Linked DNA regions of Homo sapiens: region 1 is linked to region 2. Evidence: read pairs that join two places in POLR2A ChIA-PET (ENCODE). Cell type or tissue: GM12878. All regions are shown on one strand.

Evidence for each region. ChIA-PET counts read pairs that join two places held together with the same protein. Peaks named below come from ENCODE experiments on the same cell type or tissue, not always from the same donor. Only the 100,000 strongest peaks of a DNase experiment are listed, where the experiment ranks them.
Region 1: POLR2A ChIA-PET joins it to region 2 with 14 read pairs; 2 of 35 experiments call an interaction of 5 or more read pairs at or near these places.

What each region holds. Positions count from the first base shown.
Region 1 is chr6:88,759,631-88,764,630 of GRCh38, forward strand. All of the region lies in intron 13 of RNGTT (RNA guanylyltransferase and 5'-phosphatase), which reads right to left. Among named protein-coding and RNA genes, the nearest start is that of RNGTT, 200 kb to the right of the region's middle. In GM12878, a CTCF peak has its summit at 2,296; DNase peaks (open chromatin) are centred at 664 and 2,231; H3K4me3 peaks cover 236 bases; H3K27ac peaks cover 3,856 bases.
Region 2 is chr6:88,638,550-88,643,549 of GRCh38, forward strand. The region is part of intron 14 of RNGTT (RNA guanylyltransferase and 5'-phosphatase); the gene reads right to left. Among named protein-coding and RNA genes, the nearest start is that of RNGTT, 320 kb to the right of the region's middle. In GM12878, no CTCF peak of the experiment used is centred here; a DNase peak (open chromatin) is centred at 3,102; H3K4me3 peaks cover 714 bases; H3K27ac peaks cover 2,729 bases.

The sequences.
Region 1 (5,000 bases), 120 kb after region 2:
TTCATATTTGTATCTTTCTCCTTCCTCACTGAGAACCCTGACTCCCAACATCAGTACCCATTTGCTCAATCCTACAACACTTCTAAAGTAGTTTGGCGTTTCACAACCATAATTACAGCAAAAAACAAACCTAATAAAAAAGGAGTTCAAGATTTGTTTGCAGTTCTTCCCATCTCATCTCTCATGAGGGTCTGCATTCAAATCCTATGTTCCTAAGTTACTTCATTTTCCCCCCCACCAACTTCAATGTGATTCAAAGTAGGAATTTAACTAATATTTAATCTATATAATATCCACCAGGTAACAAGCTTTTTATAACATAAAAGGTAACTTAGAGAAATTGCAATTAATGAAAATATATATTAATTGAGAAAAATCACATAAGCGAAAGGTACTAATGTAAAGAATAGTGTTAAAATGAATATGAAAATTAAATTCCAAAGAATCAAATTATAAAACAAAGGTGATATATACTTCTATTTAGTAAATTAACAAGTAAAAATAAGTAATTTGACTCCAGTGAGGTCATAAGTAGATGTTTTAAAGCCACATGCTCCTTTTCTCCTACTAGTTACTTGTAGACACTTTGATTATGATGTTGGTTTTTGGTAAGCGGCCTGGGAAAGATTTTCTGCTGAATGCAGGAAGGATGAAATAACAGAGGAAACAAGAGTTACTAATACCCAAGAGATAACCAGGCAAAGGAACTGAAAAGAGTTCAGTCACAGCTCCTCCTTGCCTCTCCTAGGCACACTGGAAGTAAAACATAATCAAGAATGTTAACAGTAGTAACCATTCAAAGACTGAAAGCCAACGAAGCATTTGTCTTAAAATATGTTTGGGTGATGAGAATATTTTCAAATAAGAAAGCAGTTACTATGGGTCATTTGCTAAATAATAAAAATAGCTATATTATACATAAAAAAATACAACCAGCTACATACCAAATAGCTTAGTCATTAAGCATACTATAATAATAGTGATTACATTAGTGTTTTATGTCTATTTCTTTAAAATAATTTTTAAATAAAATATAAATGAAAGAATTAAACATTTCATTTTGTGAAAGAGGCAGAGGGTAGAAAACAGAAAAATGCTGCTCAGCAAAGTAGTAAGACTTTTTCCCCCATACTTAATCCTTCCTTATATAAGAACAGTTCTTCAACATTCAGAAAAATATTTTACCACCACAATTTCCTTCTCAAAAAGAGTAACACTAATTCAAATAAGCATGAGAAAACGATTTTTTTTTTTTTTTCCCAGAGATGAGATCTTGCTGTATTGCACAGGCTGGATTCAAACTCCTAGGGCTCAAGCAATCCTCCTGCCTCAGCTTCCAAACCCAGCTCATTCTATTTTTTTTTTTAATGAATTGAAGCAAAAGAAATACACACACACACACACACACACACACACACACACATACACTCTAGTCAGCAGAGTAAAAAGACTTTTCCGATAGGAAGTAAAGGAGACCATGCAGTCAATTCTATATATTCCATTCTGCTTGCTAGGAAGCTAGCATTTCTCAGTTTTAAATGTGCAGACCTTACCTGGTTAACAAACCAGAACCTTCTGGCCAGGCATGTTGGCTCACACCTGTAATCCCAGCACTTTGGGAGGCCGAGGCACGTGGATCACTTGAGGTCAGGAGTTTGCGACCAGCCTGGCCAACACTGTGAAACCCCACCCCTATTAAAATTATAAAAAATCAGCCCAGCATGGTGGCAGGCACCTGTAATCCCAGCTACTCTGGAGGCTGAAGCAGGAGAATCGCTTGAACCCGGGAGGTGGACGGTACAGTGAGCTGAGATTGCACCACTGCACTCCAGCCTGGGCAACAGAGTAAGTCTCTATCTCAAAACAAACAAACAACAACAAAAATACCTAAGCCTCCCAATACAAGTGGGAGGCCAGATCCCCTTAAAGAAGGTATTGCAATACTACTACAACCATGTACAGTACTGTAAATCCACAGTTGGCAAACTATAGTCTACAGGCCACATCTGGCCTCACACCTGTTTTTGTAAATAAAGTTTCACTGTGACACAGTCATGCTCACTCATACACATATTGTCTAGCTTTGATTTAGCACCACAATGGTAGACTTGAGTAGTTGAGATACATAGGCAACAAACCCTAAAATATTGACTATCTGGCCTTTCATAGAAAAAAAGTGCTGACCCTTGCTGTAAATCTTCCAACAGTTTTTCAAAGGATGAGCAGCATTTGCTAAAGTGATTGTTCTGGTAATCCCCGATGGGTAATCCCCTAGTGGTCGTGTCTGTTTAAAGTAAGTGTCTGGTAACCCCCTAGTGGTACGGATGTTCTTTCTTTCAAAAGAAAAATCTAATAAAAAAATTATAATCCAAAAGAAAGAACACCCAGACCACTAGGGGATTACCAGACACTTACTTTAAACAGACACGAATTGCCAGGAACCCAAAATGCCACTGCAGTCCGTAAGTTAAATGGAGAGCTTAGGGTAATCAGGTGATAAATGGATTACTGGCTCAAGTTTAAATCTAAGTGTGACGGTATGTCCACAAATACAACCTGCGGTTATTTTCCAGTTACTGGATGTATAACTGGAAGAGAAATACTTGGAAAACGAATTTCCACATTGGCTGTCTGACCCACGGAATAAGGGTCATTATGCTAGGAAAGGCCAAATAAAAGCCCCTTCAACCAGCCTTCCCTACCAGGGAAATAAACCAAAAGCAGTAACATATCTCCAAGGGAAATACAAAAATTAGTACCACCATCAGAGATTTAGAATGATTTTTGATTATCATAAATTTAATCATGTTAAACCAAGTGCAGCTGCCATTTCAGATGTGCTGTCTTTAACGAAACCAATCAATGTAGCCTCTAAAATCTTATATACAAGTTGGCAAATACTTTTTTCTCTGTACCAATCTGTGGTACTATCAGAAGACATCTGCCTTTGCCTAGAATGACCAATAGTATATCTTGCAGCCACAGCATACTGCTTTTCTGCTCTCTGCCACAGTAGAATCTACAGAGACAGTGGTCTTTTTAAAAAATAGTAAATATATATTTAGTATTTATTATGTAACATGCAGTAGTTTAAAGGACTTACATGTATTATGTCATTAAAGTCCCACACGAGGTAGGCACTATTATCCACATAATGAAGTTACAGAAACACAAGCAACAGAGAGAGAACCTGAGTAAAGAGTGGCAGAGCTTGAATTGAAATCCAGCTGGCATAATATCCAGAGTCTCTTTGCTTAAGAGGATCCACTACAGTCGTCTAAATGAAAGGTATTTTCTTTTTCCTTTTTTTTAAGGAAGGGTCTCACTCTGTCACTCAGGCTGGAGTGCAGTGGCCCCACCACAGCTCACTGTAGCCCCAACCTCCCCAGGCTCAGGTGTTCCTCCCACCTTAGCCTCCAAGTAGCTGGGACTACAGGCATGTGCCATCATGGCCAGCTTTTTTTTTTTTTTTTTTTTTTTTTTGTATTTCTTGTTAGAAATGGGGTTTCACCAGGTTGCCCAGGCTGGTCTCAAACTCCTGGACTCAAGCACTATGCCCACCTCAGACATCTCAAAGTGCTGGGACTACAGGAGTGAGGCACTGTGCCTGGTGGAAGAGTTATTTTGTTTGCGTATTTATCCATGTGTCAGTTGATAAATATTTGGGGTTGTTTCCACCCTTTGGCTATTATGAATAATGCTGATAAGAAGATTTACGTACAAGTTTTGTGTGGGCATATGTTTTCATTTCTCTTGGGTATATACTTGAGAGTGGAATTGCTGAGTCACATGGTAAGTCTATCTTAAACATTTTGAGGAACTATGTAACTGTTTGCCACACTGGCTGCACCAACTTACAATCTCAACATCCATGTGTAAGGACTCCAATTTCTGTCTCTCACTTGTTATCGTCTTTCTAATTTTTTTCAGAGACAGTGGTCACTCTGACACTACACAGAACAAATCACTGATCAACAATGCTGATGATTTTGTACTTATTAAGAGTGATAAAGAGGAAGTATAAAGTTCTTTAGACATCTTGCTAAGACACATGTAAGACAGAAGACATAAAACCCACAAAAATTAAGAGCCCATTGCCTAAGTAAGATTTCTAGGGGTCCAATGGTTGGAAGCCTATCAGGATAGCTTCTCCAAGGTGTCAGAGACAAGTTACTCTACTTGCACTATCAGTGGATACTAAAAAGGACGTTACAAAGATTAACAATCACTGTGGATTTTGAAGCAGTACTCCAACTCATTGACCAAGGAACCTGTTAGGCTACCATTTTTAAGTTGAAATCAGAACAAAAGATGGCTCTGCAGCAAGTTCATGCTATAGTATAAGCTGCTCTGCCACTTGGGCCTTATAACCCAGTATATCAATTGTCTGGAGCCTCTGAATCCTTCCTCCAAGATCTTGTGGCAAGAATGACAGCTGGGCAGCAACTGGCTTCTTATGAACCCTATAAGGCCTCCTCCAATCTTCTAAATTTTAATAATCTACCCTCATTTCTTCATTACCCCAGTTCGCTGCATGGTAGACGCTTCCTGCAGTGCTTGCTTCCTCTGCAAGACTTTTTCATCTCTTCAGTTCTTTCGTAACAGACAATTCTTCAACTAAATTCATTCTGTTAAAATATTTGCTGTGTTTCTGTTTTTAATTAAATCCAAACTGGTATGTCTATTAACATCACACAACTATGTGTGAATGTAAAATCAAACAACAAATGTAGATGCTAGGTCTGAGTTCAACCTCAAAGCTCTAGGAAATCTTGTATCTCAACAGACTAGACCAATTTCTAAAAGATACTATTAGAGATTTTTAGAATACTATTAGCAACTTTCCTGGAAACACATACAGGAAGACACATGTATACAACTATATTTTACAAAAGACTTTTACAGTGAAAAAGACATTGAATATTTCCAGTTTCTCACTATTGTAATGATGCTTCAATAAAATTATTATACACATACTTTTACATATTCTTATTTGTTTG
Region 2 (5,000 bases):
CTAATTGTAAAGAAAATTTAGAAAGAACAGTTTTATGCTTTAAAGTTTAGACGAAAACAAAGCTGGCATCTTAATCATGAATGTAACACATTAAGACATAAAACAAAAGATTCTAGAAAATAAAATATTCGTTATTTTTATTTTCTTTTAGTAAATCAGAGCTAGAATATTATTGGCTACAAAAAGTGAGACGTTAACTCTGATCTCTTACCAGTTAAACAGAGGTACTTTACTATCTTTACAGATGTTTTTAATATACACTTTCCTCAAAAACTGCAATAAGTTATTTGCCACACAATAACTGTTTTCTCTCAAGACAGAAATGTAAGCAACATTTGAAAACTTCAATTTGTTGAAATATGTAACTGTCTGCTAAGCCTCATATTTTGTATCAGCCAAACTGAATTATACGACTTTTGGTAATGTTAAACAAAATTTAAAATTATTACCAATTTTGACTGTTACTCTGTTTTTTTCAGTTAAATATGGTAATACATTTCAAAAATGATGTCAAAGATGTCACTTTACTACAGCAAATATTAGAACAGACATTTGGTAGAATCAACAGATGATGCATCCATGAATAACTTTTTTTATTTTAGAGGAGGTAACGTCTATTTCTTCATCTACACTGAGTCCCTCTAAAGCATGTGACACTATTATAATAAAGGCCTTAAGCAGTTACGAGGCTTTTAAAGTAAGTAACCCTTTTGGGTTACTTATTTTACTATTAAATGGTACTGGGTTACTATTAAAAGTTTAATAGGCTTTTAAGACTACTCATCAGCATACAGAGCACCTACTATTCATATATCTCAGTCTGTGAGATATATACTTCCTCACTTCAACATGAAAAATTTCAGTGGCAAGTAAAGATATACACAGGCAAAATCTCAAAAAGTAAATAAGAAAACAAGAAAAAATAAGATTTCACAGGCAGTTTACAAGCACTTGCCAAGTAAGTGGCACAAATCATACACCACTCCCAAATAAAAAGGAATGCTCCTGCCCAGAAATTGGCTCATACTTCCCTTATAGTTCTTGCTGTATTACTCTCTGCTTTGTAGCTATTTGTATACATATCTCCTTGGAAGGATAGATTTTTATGATTTTCATTTCTGAATCCCACCACAATACTGAAAAATGCCTAGTACTTTGTAAGTGCTCAATAGATGTTTATTTGAAAACCTGAATGAATGATTAATGATGACGATACAGATGATGAAGACAGCAGCCACACTCAGAGCCAGGTACTGTTCTAAGTACCTTCACATGCATTAAGGAATTTATTCATTTGTTTTCTCTTTTTATCTCTACAAATGAGGAAACTAAGGCATAGAGAGAAAAAAATAGTTTGCCCCCAATCATCTAACTCCTTCACACCCTTCAATTCGTGGCTTAAAAATGACTTCAATCAGGGAGGCCTTCTGTGACTCATTAGACAGGGCTAGCTACCCTTGCTCTCCATCTGAAGAGTCCCCTTATTTTCCTTATCATTGTATTAGTCAATCCTGAAGTATTTATTCAATTAGCAGCCCCTATGCTGTAGACATTAAACTCCATAAAGGCAGGGACCATTTCAGTCTTATTCACCACTTGAATCCCAGTGCCTATCAAAGTACTTGGCACATAAAGATGCTTAATGAATGTCAGTTTAATGAGTGAATGATGCATAACATGTGGTAGGTATTAATTAAATGTCATTTATCGAGCAATAAAGGCCAGTGCAGTGGCTCATGCCTGTAATCCCAGCACTTTGGGAGGCCAAGGTGGGAGGATAACTTCAGCTCAGGAGTTTGAGACCAACATAGGCAGCATACCGAGACCCTGTCTCTACAAAAAAAAAAAAAAAAAATCCAGGCATGGTGGCATGTGCCTGTAGTCCCAGCTACTCGAGAGGCTAAGGTAGGAAGATCTCTTGAGCCTGGGAGATAGTGCAGTGAACTATGATCACACCACTGCACTCCAGCCTGGGTGACAGAGTGAGACCTTGTCTCAAAAAAAAAAAAAAGAAAAGAAAAAAAAAAAAGAGCAACAAAAATAACTGGATCTGAGGTGATGTTGAAATTGTCAATTTAACTGCCCAGTAGGCAGCTGAAGATTCAAAACTGAGGTTTTAAAAAAGAATGAGGATTGAGGATTAGAGGTGAAGAATTAAGAGTCATCTGCATATTATTATTCCAGTTACAAATGACCATGACAAAGCTGTGACATTACAGTTCACCTATTTCTGAATATGTATTACATGTATATTCAGGAGAACTTAACACTATATATTTATGTTGTAAGCTCCCAAAATAAAAATTTGGATAAGGTCCCTATTAATGGAAAGAAGTAGATGAAACTATTCTTTAAGAGATTCCTCTGCATAGTATAATAAGCTGCTTGGGTTATTTTCATACCTAATAATGTATTTCTTCTATGAGACTCCCTAGAATCTGCCATTACCATGTTTCCAGTTGGATAAAAAGCTCCCAGTTCATATTAATACTGCTGTGTTAAGACGACCGGCCGGGTGCGGTGGCTCATGCCTGTAATCCCAGTACTTTGGGAGGCCAAGGCGGGTGGATCACAAGGTCAGGAGTCTGAGACCAGAGTGGCCAAGATAGTGAAACCCTGTCTCTACTAAAAATACAAAAATTAGCCAGGCACGGTGGCGGGCGCCTGTAATCCCAGCTACTCAGGAAGCTGAGGCAGGAGAATCACTTGAACCCATGAGGCGGAGGTTGCAGTGAGCTGAGATGGCGCCACTGCACTCTAGCTTGGGCAACAGAGTGAGACTCTGTCTTAAAAAAAAAAAAAAAAAAAAATAACCATGGTGAAGCTGAAATATACTGTAAGCATGATTATATACCATAAACACTCAGGTACCACAGATGAGCTCCGTGCTGTAGAGACAAGCAAAGGATCTAAATCTGCAGAATGACTTAATAGAGGAATGTGGATTATAAATCACACTACACTATTACTGCTAAGACAAAAGTGAAAATTCCAGTAAAGCACTGACAGACAAAATAGAAAGCAGAACTGATTCAGTCATTTGGGTGGAGAGACTTGAATTTACAATGAGTACAAGCTAAGTTGGAAAGAGAAGTATTTTAAGTTTCAAACCTGTTTTTCATCACTTGGTATGGCTGTGAGTGACAGTAACAAAGACTCCAGCTGCTGCCACAGTGAAGAAAGGGAGATTTTTGAGTAAAGGCAGCAGACTCATTGAAGAAAAGAAACCACTGTAAATGAAACAACACTCTTTCTGAGCATAACTGCAGCTGCTTTTTGTCATCTTGGCTGTATTCACACATACACAGCCAGTATACAGTAGCATCACATTCAAATATTTACGATCACAGGAGAAGTATATGTATTTAAAAGAAATAAAAAGTAAGTCTGTAGGTCTTTTAAACATACAAACACTGGCACTACTAGAGTGTTAATAGTGCCTTAAGGAACACACAGAAGAATTAGCTACCTTGTCATTTGAGAGAGAGAGAGAGAGAGAGAAAATAGGAATGTAATGTCAGTGAATCAAAGTACTATATCTTTCTCCAGGAGGGTGTAGAGATACCTTTAGGCTCACAGGTCAAAGCTTATGGATGTATATAATAGGATGCAAGGAACTGCCAGAATTTGACCTTGAGAAATGACAGCTGACAGCAAATCACTAACTACAAAAATATACTAATCATGGACCACTTTTCAAGGCAGTAACTGACTTAAGGACATTTAACAAATCCTGAGGCCACTGCCTTATTAAAGCACACAGCAAGAGCCTAATATGATACCCCAAATAAATGTTATATAAATTACAGAACACTTTAAGAAGGTAGGGATACTTCTAACATATCAAAGGGAAAATTTTACATAAATGCTTGCTTTAAAAAGCTACAGGGAAAATACTTCATTAAATGATGATGTTGGATAACTGAAGTAAGTATATACAGTCTGACATTTCTATAGAGGTTCTTCTTTAAAATGCACTCTTGCATGTGCTGGCTCCCGTGAAATACCTGACATTCTCAAATGTAAGTCAGCAATATTTATACAAGAACAGTGTCATAAGAACAAAAAGGGTGGGGTTGGAAAGGCAGAAAAACCTGAGTTCTAATCTCAATTCCATCATTTGCTGAATTTATGACCATGGGCAAGTTATTTAACCTCTCTGAGTTTCCATTTTCTCACATGAAAATAAAAGCAATATTTACTTAGTAAGACTGCTATAAACACTAGAAGGTATAATATGTCTTAGGCACATAATATGTGCTCAATAAAAATGATTTATTTTGCCTATTTATAAAAATACTTTTTCTTCTATACCTAGTACAATTAAAGTCATGTAATTGTTTATGCCAGAGCTAAGTTTGAAAAAATTATCTTTGATCTCAACGCAAATGTCTAACCTTGAAAATAATGTCAAAGATTATTATTTCCAAAAGGGAAGTACAAATGCGCCTTGACTTACAATACAGTTACATCCTGCTTAGCCCACTGTAAGTTGAAAATATCATTAAGTCAAAAATGCATTTAATACACCTAACCTACCTAACCTCACAGCTTAGCATAGCCTACCTTAAGTGTGCTTAAGACACTTACATTAGCTTACATTTGGGAAAAAAAATCATCTAATATAAACCCTAATTTATACTTCCTGTTGACCAGGTCTGAAAAAAAAAGGACACACACAAAAGAGAGCATAAATCCTATTTTATAACAAAGTGTTGAATGTCTCATATAGTTTACTGAATATAGTACTGAAAGGGAAAGAACGATTGTATGGGCACGGAAAGCACAGTTCTACTGAATGTATATTACTTTCACACCATCACAAACTGAAAAATCTCCACACAATAATAATGGGAGACTTTAACACCCCACTGTCAACATTAGACAGATCAACGAGACAGAAAGTTAACAAGGATGTCCAGGAATTGAATTCAGCTCTGCACCAAGTGGACCTAATAGACATCTACATAACTCTCCACCCCAAATCAACAGAATATACA